Linked DNA regions of Homo sapiens: region 2 is linked to region 1. Evidence: read pairs that join two places in POLR2A ChIA-PET (ENCODE). Cell type or tissue: PC-9. All regions are shown on one strand. Each heading gives the region's core, and the rest is flanking DNA. Links, peaks and the distances in the headings are about the cores only.

The links. Peaks named below come from ENCODE experiments on the same cell type or tissue, not always from the same donor. Only the 100,000 strongest peaks of a DNase experiment are listed, where the experiment ranks them.
Region 2: POLR2A ChIA-PET joins it to region 1 with 7 read pairs; 3 of 35 experiments call an interaction of 5 or more read pairs at or near these places.

Annotation. Positions count from the first base shown.
Region 1 is chr12:94,792,373-94,799,535 of GRCh38, reverse strand. No RefSeq gene overlaps it. Among named protein-coding and RNA genes, the nearest start is that of MIR492, 38 kb to the left of the region's middle. In PC-9, for the core only: CTCF peaks have their summits at 3,408 and 3,612; a DNase peak (open chromatin) is centred at 3,835; H3K27ac peaks cover 265 bases.
Region 2 is chr12:94,969,591-94,976,753 of GRCh38, reverse strand. NDUFA12 (NADH:ubiquinone oxidoreductase subunit A12) reads left to right here. Exons shown (of 4, transcript NM_018838.5): 4 at 5,134-5,421. The coding sequence ends at 5,314. Among named protein-coding and RNA genes, the nearest start is that of NDUFA12, 31 kb to the left of the region's middle. In PC-9, for the core only: no CTCF peak of the experiment used is centred there; no DNase peak of the experiment used is centred there.

The DNA of each region.
Region 1 (7,163 bases), core at 2,550-5,049:
TTACCAAATAGCAGGAAATACAGTTACAGTTGAATAGTAAAAAAAAAAAAATGCTCTGATGGAATAATTAGAGTTGCTGTAAGCACACACCAGAGACACCCACCCAGTATCTGGAGGTAAGGTAAGACCTCCTGAGGAAGTGACATTTCATGCTGAGCCCTGAAGGTGATCAAGAATTAGCCACAAGATTTTTCCAGGCGTAGGAAGCAGGATGCCTAAAGATTGAGGAATGAGGGGGATGTTGGTACATGCCTCTGAGTTCCTCAAATGCACCAACATCTCCCTCATTCCTCAGTGAGGCTGAGGCTCATTCATACTGAGCCTAGTTAAGAGACTAGAGATAGTAGGTGCAGACTGGTCGGCTGTGGCTAGGTCACACAAAGTCTGATAAGCCACACAAAGTCTCCTTCCCAATTTGGGATCCCATTATAGGATTAAAACTAGGGAATGACATCTGAGGTTTGGGGTTCTGAAGGTGATGGAGAGTGTTTCAGCATGTGCAAGTGTCCTGAGGTGGAAAGGTTGAGCATGAATGTGGGCCCTAAAAGGTGGGGACCTTCACCGGAGTACACCAAGCAAGGGGTGTGGCATCCAGTGAAGGCTGGAGATGTAGTCTCCACTTTGAGTCTTATAGTCTGTCAATGATTTTTTTCTTTACCCTAGGAAAACTATTACTTTAGCTTCTAGGTAGTGAATAGATTGGGAGTGGAGGTAGCAAGAATAGAAGAGAGAAACCAATTAGGAAGACATTGTAGTTGTACAGGGAAGAGAGGTGATTACGACTTAGACTAAGATGGTCAAGTGGAAAAAATGGAGAAAAGTAGACCAATTTATGTAAATTTTGAAGAGCTTGCTGAAGGACAAGGGTTAGGGATTAACCTGCATATCCCCAGGCTGGTGTTTGCTTATGAATACAGAGATCCTAACTCATGGGTTTGTCCACAGAGAAGGCTGTGATCTGGGAGGCTGGTAGAGCACAGCCTCAGGATGGAGCCATGTGGTTGCCCAAATGCTAACGAGAAAATTCACTGGACACCTCCAGGGGAGCTGCTTACTATTGGACAGGAAGGAAACCTGGAGTTTATATTGTGATCATGCAGCTTGGATGCTTCTTGAGCTATACTCTTCACCCTCCCCTTGTTTTCTCCTTGTAACTTTGATTTATTGTCAGGGTTCCGACATCTGGAGGCTGGTAGAGCAAGTGTAATCCCTCTTCCACATGACAGGTGTTCCAAGACAGCTGTCCTGTTAACAAGTCTTCCTCAAAGTACACATCCCTGTTCCTTCAGCCATTCCTCATGGGGTTTATCTTTGAAGCACTTTGCCAACCTGTCAGTCACTTTCCTTCAGACACATTTCATTGTATAGCATCCTTCCTAAATGTGATGGATTGCAGCCAGCTGTCACCTTGACCACAGAGACAAAGGCCTTAGGGGAAGAGGATAGAAATTCTTTAACATTTATATCTGTCATTATTAAGGGTAATATATACTCAGAGAAGAATATTGAAAAATACAGAAGAGTATAAGGAAGAAAACTTAAATTCCTATAATCCTACCACCCAGAGATAATTAGCTGAAATTTTGGTTTAGTTTCCTCTAATCTTCTTTATATGTATTTATTATTTTAAAAATTGGTATAGTTAGATCTCTTTCATATTCAACTTTTCATGTCATTAAAAGTGCTCATCACCATTATTTTATTGACTATTTCCTGATATAATAAATGTTTCTAGTTTTTCACTTTTATAAATAACATGCAATGGTACATAAATAACATAAGTAACAGCATTGCAGCACATAAATCTCTTTTACTTGTCTTATCTCCTTAGGGTAGATTCCTAAATGGAATTACTGGGTACAAACATTTTCTGGGCTCTTGGTATATATGGCCAGATTGTCTTCCAGAAGGGATTTACCCATTCCACTTCCTACCCCAAAACACACATAGGCAAACCTGTTCGTTTCAATATGCCTTTGCCCAGTCCAGAAGGATATAAGTGGAGATAAGTCCCAAATACAAGGAGGGGAGGTGTGGATAGAATACCACTAATTCAAATGGCTAACATTTTTGGGTGCTTAATTGTGTGCCAAGTGCTTGCTAAGCATGTTTCATATTTATATCAAGTACTTCTCACATCACCACTATACATCATACGCCATTACAGATAAAGAAAAGGCCAGGCGCGGTGGCTCACGCCTGTAATCCCAACACTTTGGGAGGCCGATGTGGGTGGATTGCTGGAATTCAGGAGTTTGAGACCAGCCTGGGGCCAACATGGCGAAACCTCGTCTCTACTAAAAATACAAAAATTAGCCGAGCGTGGTGGCATGTGCCTGTAATCCCAGCTACTTGGGAGGCTGAGGCAAGAGAATCACTTGAACCCAGGAGGCGGAGGTTGCAGTGAGCTGAGATCATGCCACGGCACTTCAGCCTGGGTGACAGATGGAGACTCCATCCCCCGCCAAAAAAGAAATAGACACAGATCATTAAGTGATTTTCCAAAGGTCACACAGATGGCTTGATAGTGAAGATAATTATTTGGGTATAAATAACATAATAGTTGACTAAAAGAGGCTTTCATTCTGGATTTATTTTAAATTAAACCTTTTTTCTTTAAGTGTAACATACATACAGAAAGGTGTCCACATCTTTAAGCATATTACTTGAGGAATTACCACAGCTGCCACCTCTGTACCTAACATCCAGATTAAAAATTGGAATATTATCAACATCCTAGAAGCAAACTCTCTAGGCTTCTCCTAATCAATATCCTTTACCTCAATCACAAAAGTAATAGTCTTCATTTCTAGCATTATAGGTCATTTTTGCCTGTTTTTGAAACTTATATATATGAAATTATAGCGCACATATTCTTTGTTGTTTTTGCTTCTTGCCCTTAATATATTGACTGTGAGATTACCTTATTGTGTGTAGCAGCAATTTGTGGATTTTTCTTACTGGACAGCATTCCTATTGTATGATACTTTATGTGTGTGATTGTACCACAATGTACCATTTTGCTGTTTGTTGATGGACATTTGTGTTGTTTCTCCTTTGGGGCCACTGTGAATGTTGTGGTTGGGAACAGAACTTTTTTTCTTTCTTTCTTTCTTTTTTTTTGAGACTAGGTCTTACTCTGTCACCCAGGTTGGAGCGTAGTGGCACAATCACAGCTCACTGCAGTCTCAACCTCCTGGGTTGAAGTGATCCTCCCACCTCAGTCTCCCAAAGTGCTGGGATTATAGGTGTGAGCTACCGCACCTGGCCAGAACATTTTTGTATAGCAAAAGATATGTATGTGCTCAGGCCCAGGGGATGCTGTTATATAATTCTCTATTTTTCCATATCTGAAATATTTCTTTTCCTCCCACCTCAGGCCCCCAAGTAGCTGGGATTACAGGCGCATGCCATCATGCCTGGCTAATTAAAAAAAAAACAAACATTTTTTTTTGTAAAGGCAGGGTCTCACTATGTTGCCCAGGCTGGTCTCAAATTCCTGGGCTCAAGCAGTCCTTCTCCTTTGGCCTCCTAAAGTGCTGGAATTACAAACATGAGCCACTGTGGCTGGCTGAAATATTTCTTTTAAAAAACTATTGTGTGTGTTTGTGTGTGTGTGAGAGGCCACACACACATGCAGAAAGGTGCGAGGCTGGGGATTTCAGGGGCCCTGCTGAAGGACAGGGTTACAAATCCCCCACGTTGGAGAATGTGTGCGCAGCCTCGTGAAAGAAGATTGCTCCAGTGAGAGCGACATAACACTGCTGCTGGCAGCCACCAGCAGGAGCTGCTTTGGGAGGAAGAGTGCCTCTCCAGTTTAATTGTGAATTTCAGGGAAGCGAGTCATGATCCTCTCCAGCCTGCTGTGGTGGATGGAAGGATGCCACTGGGAAGTCACCAGGCATTGCAAGTCTGCTGAGGAGGAAGAGGGGAGGGACTTTGCACACCCTGTGACCTCTGCGAGGACAGTGTATCGCCACACAAGACGAGTGTCAACACTAGAGATTTGGGTCCCACATCTCATCAGTCCCCCAAATCATTTATATCTGCTCTTGGAAAATAAGTGCATATGGTAAAGTTAGAACTAGGGTGTCCCATGTCCGGGTGTGCCTGGGGAAGACTAGTTTACAACTGTTTTCCTGGCACTTGTTAAATCACCCCCTTTTACTCCTTTGCATCACAAAGTATACGGCTCCCTACTTAGACAAAGTGACTGAGGCTCTGTCACTTATGTGCACTGTGACCTGGAACACATTGCTGCAGCTCTGAGCTTCATTTCCCACACCTGCCACACAGGGTTGTGGTAAAGATGAAAGGAGGCAGTGGGTGCGAGGCCTTTAGCCCCGTCTTAACTCAGGAGAAGGACTCAGATTTTGAGGCCTTTTACACTTTCTCTTTGCTGCAGTTATCATTGGAGCTAGAATTTTCTTCACACAGTGATGATCAACTGTGAAAGTCAGAGATGGCTGAGGCAGGGAAGTCATGCATTTTTTCCGTCTTATGTCTTAAAGAATTTGTTTTTTTCTTCCTGGGATAGAAGGAGTAATTAATTGTTTGGGCTTTCCTTCAGGGTTCTCATCTGAATGGAGAAGCTAGCAGCATTTAAGATGTGAATTCACCATCAGTTATGAAGAGTTGGGCTTAAATGTCTCAGTCCGCACTTTAGGGGAGTAATTAAGAAGCCCTGAGACATGTTCAGTGTGTACAAGGTGACCATACAGTGTAGTTGTTTATGCCTGTTGTCCTTGTGTCATTATTAACAGCATTCTCTTTCCTTCCCACAAGTGTCTCAATTAGGACAGTAAGTTATATGGTTACCCTAAATAGGATCTGTGTAAGCCCATCCTCGGGTGAGAAGTCTTAGACTAGAAACAAGGCAAATATCCATTAATGGGAGAATGGGTAAATAAATAGTGGTATATTCCTAAATCGAATACTATTACATAACAATGAAAATGAATGAAGTATAATTATGTGTGTAAACATGGATAAAACTAAACAAATGCTGAATGAAAAAGCAAGTTACAGAAGAATACCTGCTCTATATTTTTATGGACATAAAATTTAATATAGCAAAATTAGATGGTTTATTGCTTAGGGATACATATATATGTGACGAGGAGAGTATAAAGAAAAGCAAAGGAGGCCGGGCACAGTGGCTCATACCTATAATCCTAGCACTTTGAGAGGCCGAGGTGGGTGGATCACTTGAGGTCGAGACCAGCCTAGGCAACATGGTGAAACCCTGTCTCTATAAAAAATACCAAAATTAGCCAGGTGTGGTGGCGCATGCCTGTAGTCCCAGCTACTTGGTGGGCTGGGGCGGGAGAATCGCTTGAACCCAGGAGGCGGAGGTTGCAGTGAGCTGAGATGGTGCCACTGCACTCTAGCCTGTGCGGTAGAGCCAGACCCTGACTCAAAAAAAAAAAAAAAAGAAGAAAAGAAAAGGAATGATTAATTGAAGATTCAGATTGTTGGTTACCTGCATATTAAGGTTGGGGCGCCTGGAATCATGGAAGGATGCACAGCGTCATCATTCTATTTCTTAAACTGTGGGATGGGTACATAGGTATTTTGTTATTTTATTTAAAATGTGGATACACGTTATGTACATTCTCTTGATTTCTTGGAATATTTCACACAAGATATACCAAGAATAAAATGAAACTAAAACAAGATACTGCATGGTATCAGATGTTCTACTTTTTATGCTTGTTTGTTGTTTTGGGGTGATTGCTCATTGTTGAGTGAGTTTAGGGAGAAGGTAGCTAGACTTTCAAGCTCTGGACTGAGGTGACAGTGAGACTGATTTGCTAGTACCTTTAAGTCATTAAAATAAATCCTGGCCATTACAGGGAGACCATTTGGTTTTGTTTCTATTGCTGGTATTGTTGCTACCAGTATTGCTAACACACTGATGTTCATTGAGCAAAGATTTTTCTAATCCCTTAACATATATTATGTCTTTTAATTCTCAAAAGATATGCGGTGAGATAGATTCCATTGTTATGTCTGTTTTACAGTGAAGGATGATGAAGCACAGAGGGAATAGGAATTCCACACCGGCAGTGTCAGCCTTGGGATTCCAACCTTCACCGCCTGCTCCCGCTGCCGCAGTGCCTCCAGGGCCCTACCGCAGTGAAATGTGAAATTCAATCTAACCCTGACGGAGGTGCAAGCAGGCGCTTGACATTTTCAGAGTTCTACAAAAGGGTTTCGCCCCTTCCTGTTTTTGAGGATGACATTTTTGTCAGGCTCTACCTGCCCCATGTCTCAGTTGCCAGTGAGTTCCTGGAGCTCGGTTAACAGGATGGCAGCTCCCCTGGTGACCCTGGTGAGAGCAGTTTCCAGCCCTGTTGCAAGTTGGTTAGGGAACGGCTGTTTTCTGCACAAAATGTTTCTGTCTGCACCTCGGGGTGCTCTTGACCTGACTGATTTGGACTTAGTTCTTATAAATGAGTGGGAGGGGGCAGAACTGAACGGTCCTGGGTGAAATTTGAATACTTCTTCAGTTCAGGCGACAGACTTAGTATGGTTAGCTTAAGAAAAAATAAGCACTAACAAAAAAAAAAAAAGGAGGAAGCCTTCTAGATGGAGGGAACTGGATCTCAGCCGAGGGCTGCAGCAGGCAGGGAGGCCCCTCAGTGGAATAAAGCTTTGGCTTGTTGCGTCACCTCACTGTAGATTACAGAGAATACTACTGCGGCAGCTGTCATTTGCCACAAAGCCATGACTCTTTCTTTCCTTGTTAGCAAAACCAGGCAGAGGTCACCCAAACTCGGGAAAGGTGGGCCTTGCCCCTGGTTCTAGGGGCAGACAGGTGAGTGTCTTCTGGTTCAAGAGATGTAAGGGGAAATTGGTGGCGGTGGGGGGCTTCTGGGAGAAAATTTGTTTCCTACATCCGAGGGAAGTAGAGGAGGAGAACCTCTGCCTGTGCTGCTTCCTGCACTCTGCTTTGCACGCAGCCGTGCTAAGATGCGATGCTTGGTACTGCTGCAGCCATTTCATGACTATGAGGGGGAAGACTAAGAGAATCACAGAGGTGCCAACCTTGTGTCCTACCATCATTGAGTCTCCCCAAAGCACCCCTGGTACTGTCTACATTCAGATTTCTTGTTATGCAAGGAAATGGACCCCTATTTATGGAAGCTGCTGTTAGCCAT
Region 2 (7,163 bases), core at 2,594-5,093, 180 kb before region 1:
ATAGCCTGTTATCCCACCACTTGTAGAAACCACTGCTATTAATATTTTGATACACATTTGACCTTCAGTATCTGTGGGTTCTGCATCCATGGATTAAACCAACATTAGATGGAAATTATATCAGAAAAAAGTTCACAAAGTTCCAAAAAGCAAAACTTGGATTTGCTGTGTGCCGAGTATTATGTTGAATCCACATGAATGAAGTCATATGCAGACATCATATTAGGCATTATAAGTAACCTGGAGATGATTTAAAGTATACAGGAGGTTGTGCATAAATTATATGCAAATGCTACATTTGCATATCCACAAATGATCATTTGTGGATTTTGGCATCCACAGGGTGTCCTGGAATCAATCCCCCATAGACACTAGGGACAACTGTTTATTCTTATCTCCTCGATTTCTATGCATATATATTCTTTTGTTTTTGTTATTAATGTAATTGAGCTTTTTGAAGAAGTAGCCTGGGTTTGCAAGTTATTTTAACTTTTGGCAGCCTGGTTTTCTCACTTACTATATTTGGATAATAATATTTATCACGAGTTGTTATAAGGATCAAATAGGTTAATATTTGTAAAGTGTATAGATTAGTGCCCATGACTTATAAATGCTATCTATAAGTATTAAATAAATTAGGCAAATAACCCGCTTTTAAAACATATATGGTGAACATTTTCTCAAGTCATAAAATATTCTCTGTCTCTCTCTCTCTTCTCTTTTTTTAGAAATGGGATCCCCCGCTGTCCAGGCACGATCATGGCTTTCTGCAGCCTTGAACTCCTGGGCTCATGTGATCCCTGCCTCAGCCTCCCAAGTAGCTAGGACTACAGGTGCCTGCCACCATGCCTGGCTAATTTTTGCATTTTTTGTAGACATGGGGTCTCATGTTGCCCAGGCTGGTCTCGAACTCATGGCCTCAAGCGATCCTCCCACCTTGGCCTCCAGAAGTGCTAGGATTACAGGTGTGAGGCACCATACCTGGCCAAAATATTATCTATAGCATAAATGTTAATAATGCCTTAGTCTTCCATCATATGGATATGCCATGAGCTATTCCCTTTATTTTTGGTTTTGTTCTTTCCATTCTTTCACTGTTATAAATAAAGCTCTGATAAATATCCTTGTACATGAGTATTCATATCCTCATTTCCTTAAATGGAAATGGATCCACCAGGAGTATACATGTTTTATAAGTTTTTGATACCTGCTGCCAAATTGCCCTCTAGAAGGGCTATACCAATTTATATTCTCAGGATAAATATATTGAATAGTATATGAGTACTGATTTCTCTTTAAGTTCACTGATTCTGGGTTTTATTTTTTAAAATCTTTGCTAATTTAGCAAGTAAAAAATTATACCTTAATGTGCATTGCCTTGATTAAACTTCATTGTTTGCCACTATAATTTTTTCTTTGTTGACATCTCTTGATGTTTTTTGTCCAGTTTTCTATTGGATATTTGACTTTTTCTGATTTGTAATGATAGATGAACCTTTTTTCTGTATATTACAAATATTTTCCCCTGTTTCTTTTAGTCTTTAATCCTGTTTATAGTGTTTTAGGACATACACTTTTCAATTTTAAAAACAATTTTAATTTTTTGGGTACATAGTAGGTGTATATATTATGGGGTGAGATGTTTTGACACAGGCATGCAATATGTGATCATCACATCATGGAAAATGGGGTACCCATCCCTTCAAGCATTTGTCCTTTGTGTTACAAACAATCCAATTATACTCTTTTAGTTGTTTTAAAATGTACAATTAAGTTATTATAGACTATAGTCACTGTGTTGTGCTGTCAAATACTAGGTCTTATTCATTCTTTCTGACTATTTTTTTTTATACCCATTAACCATCCCCACCTCCCCCTAATCCCCAAACCAACCCCACTACCCTTCCCAGCCTCTGGTAATCATTCTTCTACTCTCTATCTCCATGAGTGCAATTGTTTTGAGTTTTAAGTATCACAAATAAATGAGAACATGCAATGTTTGTCTTTCTGTACCTGGCTTATTTCACTTAACGTAATGATCTCCAGTTCCATCCATGTTGTTACTAATGACAGGATGTTGTTCTTTTTTATGGCTGAATAGTACCCCATTGTATTTAAGTATCACATTTTCTTTACTCATTCATCTGTTGACAGACACTTAGGTTGCTTCCAAATTTTGGCTGTTGTGAACAATGCTGCAACAAACATCGGAGTGCAAAAGTCTCTTCGATATACTGATTTCCTTTCATTTAGGTTATACCCAGCAGCATCATTGCTGAATCATATGGTAGCTCAATTTTTAGTTTTTTGAGGAACTTCCTAACTGTTCTCTATAATGGTTGTACTAACTTACATTCCCACCAACGTGTTTGAGGGTTCCCTTTTCTCCGTATCCTCCCAGCATTTATTATTGCCTGTCTTTTGTATAAAAGCCATTTTAACTGGGATGAGATAATATCTCATTGTAGGTTTTTTTTACTGCTCCTTGTGGACCAGAGCGGTAGCCTTAATCTCAGCACTTTGGGAGGCCGAGGCGGGCAAATCACTGGAGGCCAGGAGTTCGAGACCAGCCTGGACAACATGGTGAAACCCCGTCTCTACTAAAAATAAAAAAATTAGCCCGGCATGATGGCATGCGCCTGTAATCCCAGCTACTCGGGAGGCTGAGGCAGGAGAATCACTTGAGCCCAGGAGGCAGAGGTTGCAGTGAGCCAAGATATCACCACTGCACTCCAGCCTGCGCCACAGAGCAAGACTCTGTCTCAAAAAAAAAAAAAAAAAAAAAGACCCAAGAGTCTGTTTTGCAAGTAAAACTCTCTGGTGTGGCAATCTGAAAGATATGATTTTTTTTTACCCCTTATTTAATAATAAAATAACAAGGGTTATATTTGCCTAGCAGACTATAAACATTTCCTTATTTCTTATAATTCTTTATAAACTGCCATAATGGGTATAGTTTATTATTTATTAATTCCCTGATTCTTGCATGTAGGCTTGCTAGGATAAATATTTTCAGATTTTGTGTATTGTGATAAAAATTATCTTTTCCTTTTTTGGAGCATTTTCCATTTCTCCATGAGCTCTTCACTTCCTCACTTAAGTAACTGAATAGGCATAAGCTTGGGACTATGGTTCCTTAAATATCATTTTAACCTTCCGGAGTCTTGACAGCAATTTTTTGAATAAAATTTTTCTTTAGTTAAGCTGACTCAGTGAGGTAAAAGTTAAATATTTCAGCTGTGCCGTAAGCTCACATAAAGCCCCTTGATAAGTGACAGCCTTGACTTTAACAGCTAATCCCTCCTCTGAGTGGTTAGTGGAGCCTGGCTCACCACTATCGTCTCATAAGGGCTTCAGCGCTCGTGTGCTCATATGAATGGTTACAGTTTATTGGTCCAGGTCACTTTCACTAATCCCCAGCTTCCTTTAGAGGATGTAAGACAGACACTGACCTAGCTTGTACAGCCTTCTGCATTCTTCATTGTATAAGCTGATCATGATACAATTATCTTTAGACATAAACATAGCAACTGTAATCATATTTTATCTCTATTCAGACTGGTTTTTAGTCAGTTACCTAGCTATATCTATCAATTACTGCTAGCAAATATTCTTAGGTTTACATAGCAACAAAAATTTTTTCTCATTAGCTTTAGTTTTAGTTATTCCACTGAAACATCCTCCTCTTGTCCTTTTCTCTGCAGCTAGATAATCACTTTTCCCCCCACCCCCGGGCTGCAGTTCTGTGGCTGTCTTCTCATTTTCTTTTCCCCCAATAAGGTCATCTCTGTCTTGTGAGCTCCAGGTCTTAGAGGCTGGGACAAATTCTGTCTTCCCTTCTTTCCCATGTAAACCCCTCAGCTTAGCTTCCTGCACTCTGTCCCACAAACTTTGATTCCTCCTTTCCCTGTCATTAGCAGCAGCATCGGTGGTCTCTTCCCTTTCAACTCCAGGTATCCAGCTTTTAGGTCTGATTTCTGGAACATATCCTCTTAAATTGTTAAGCACTTATGACTGAAATATTTGTGAATTGGGGGTCGATTTAACTTTTTTCTCAAGACAGGGTCTCACTATGTTGCCCAGGCTGGTCCTGAGCTTCTGGCCTCAAGTGATCCTCCCACCTCGTCCTCCCAAAGTGCTGGGATTATAGACATGAGCCACTGTGCCTGGCCCTGATTTAATTTTTTAATATAACAAGTTGCATATTCTCTAGTGTTTACACTCACATGCTTGAATTTACAATGCATCAGGCTCTTCTCAGCAGGAGCCTCATGGGTTTTAAACTAAACCTTCATGAGCCAGAGTAACCTGAGCATACTGAAAATCCAGAATCGGCCTCTAGCACCTAATAGTAATACTGTATTTTTATCAGTTCTAAAATGCATTTCCACGTCTAAAATTAGGATACATATTATAATCAGTAGTGGCCATAATTTATTTGGTAGCATCTTTTCTTTCTTAGAGGTAGATAAAATCATGGCATGTCTGAAAATGGATAGTGTCAGATTTGATAAGATACAGTAATGGGCCGGGCATGGTGGCTCATGCCTATAATCCCAGCACTTTGGGAGGCTGAAGCAGGAAGATCCCTTGAGCTCAGAAGTTTGAGATCAGCCTGGGCAGCATAGTGAGATCCTATCTCTACAAAAATCTTCTGAAAGTCAGCCAGGCATGGTGGTGGCATGCTCTTGTAGTGTTAGCTATGTAGGAGGCTGAGGTAGGAGTATCACATGAGCCCAGGAGTTCGAGGCTGCAATGAGCCATGATAGTGCTACTTCATTCCAGCCTGGGTGACAGAGTGAGACCCTGTCTCCAAAAGAAAGAAAGAAAGAAAACGAAGAAAAAAAAATACAGTAATGAGAACGGTAGCTAACATTTGTTGCGTATCTGCCACACACAAGAATTTTTCTATGTGCTTTATGTCTATTATCTCCTTTTATGTTTATACCATCCCTGAGGAGTAGGGATGTTCAGATGGAAAAAATCTAAGGCATAGAAGAATTCAGCTAGTAACTGATGGAGTTGAGGCTTGAACCCAAGCAACAAAATAGTTCCAGGGCTACGTTTTTAACCGTCCTTCCACTATGCTGTACTGCCTCTTCATAACTGTTTGGGTTTTTTCCCCTCTTTAAGGCATCGTTGGCTTCACAGTATGACTGATGATCCTCCAACAACAAAACCACTTACTGCTCGTAAATTCATTTGGACGAACCATAAATTCAACGTGACTGGCACCCCAGAACAATATGTACCTTATTCTACCACTAGAAAGAAGATTCAGGAGTGGATCCCACCTTCAACACCTTACAAGTAAAGACAATGAAGAACAGTTGAAACATGCAAAATATGGAGCTTTTCATGTAATTACTCTTTTACTGTTTACCATTCACTATAATTCACAATTAAAATTGTGTGACTAAACAATGTCTTTCGTGCCTTTTTGCCCTTCACTTTGTTGTTTTCCAACTGCAAAATAGATGCTTCCAAACATGGTGATTGAAGTAGACTTGTATTGGGGTAGCTGCCTGGTTTACAGTTCCCTTTTCTGGAAACAGCCTCTGTGGTCCTGTTTGTGCTTTGGGACCGTACCTTACTACCATAGCTCATTATATGGGAAGACCTAAGCCAAGCCAGATTTTCTCATGGGAATTTGGAACTTGAATGGAGAGACACGAAGGCTGAAAGTCATCAAAACTGGGTGGCTTTTATTGACGCTCTCTAAGGAGGTTATCAGAGATATCGTATTTCCTGAGTCTGGTTCTTTAATGGTTCATTTTAAACTGTAAACTATCCTAGACTCTATTCCAATATATTCTTAGTTCTTTAAGCTAACTAGGGTCACAGATTTTTTTTGTTGCTTACAAATAAAAAAGTCTTTAATATCCAGATTGGTACCAGAGGTAGGCAAAAGACCTTCAAGGAAATGATGCGGGATCTTTGGAACTGGTTGTTGTGTCTGGGTAGGGTGAAAGGCCCACATCTCTCTGCATTCCAGATGGAAAGCTCACAGCTCCAGTGATCAAGGAGCTTAGCAGGCTATTGCCTTTAGTCACCAGAATCCATGAGCCCCCTTAGGATAAGGCCCCTGGAGACTGGTTAGCAGCCACCATGGAACAATTTAATAGCAATGGAAAGAAATGCTAGGATTATGGAGTCAGGTGGTTGTTTCCAAGGGCATTGAATGACTTAAGAGAGAATAAACCTTGATTCTCAAATCTCAACTCAAGGCATCAAGTGTGTGAAAGGAAAATAAGTCTTGGGACCCCAAAATCACTAAGCCAAGGGAAAAGTCAAGCTGGAAACTATGTCAGGCAAACCTGACCCCCATTTTATCCCTAAATAAGATATTAATAGCTACAAAGATAAAAAGCTACATATCTCCTTCCTTGAAATTCCTTGTGGACAAAGGACAGACAGAACTCAAAGTCATCTCTGAGGCTCACTGGAGATAAATGCATACCGATTGCTTCCTCTGCCTTATTGTTTATTTAAAAATACGGATTCACTGAGCCGGACTAAAGTGTATTCAGTGGAAGGCTGCTCAAGAACTCAAAAGAATGCAACCTTTTGTCTCTTATCTACTTATGACCTGGAAGCCCCCATCTCAGGTTGTCCAGTCTTACCTGACGGAACCAGTGTACATGTTACACATACTGATTGGTGTCTCATGTCTCCCTAAAATGTCTAAAAGCAAGCTGTACCCTGACCACTTGGGCACATGTTGTCAGGACCTCCTGAGGCTGTGTCAGAGGCACAGCCTTAACCTCAGCAAAATAAACTTTCTGAATTGATTGAGACCTGTCTCAGATACCTTTCGGGTTATAAGTGAAACGCAGGGTAATTATATGAGTTAGCTTACCTCCTTGGTTTCCTATATGAAAATGAAGGGATAGAGTGGGACCCTGCCTATTGGTATAGGGACATCTAGAAGGAACTAGAACAATGGTCTTTGCCCTTGGCTGCATATTAGCTTTTTTATAATCTAGAAGCCAGGCAATCAGACCAGCATCTCTGAAGGCAGGTTCCAGGCATCAGTAATTTTTAAAACCTCTCCCTGCACCCACCTTGTGGTTCCATTTACAGCCAATGTTTTGAACAACTGTGCTAAAGAACCAACATGCAAAAACCAGTTATTTTGAAACTTCCTCATTCATAAGAAACTA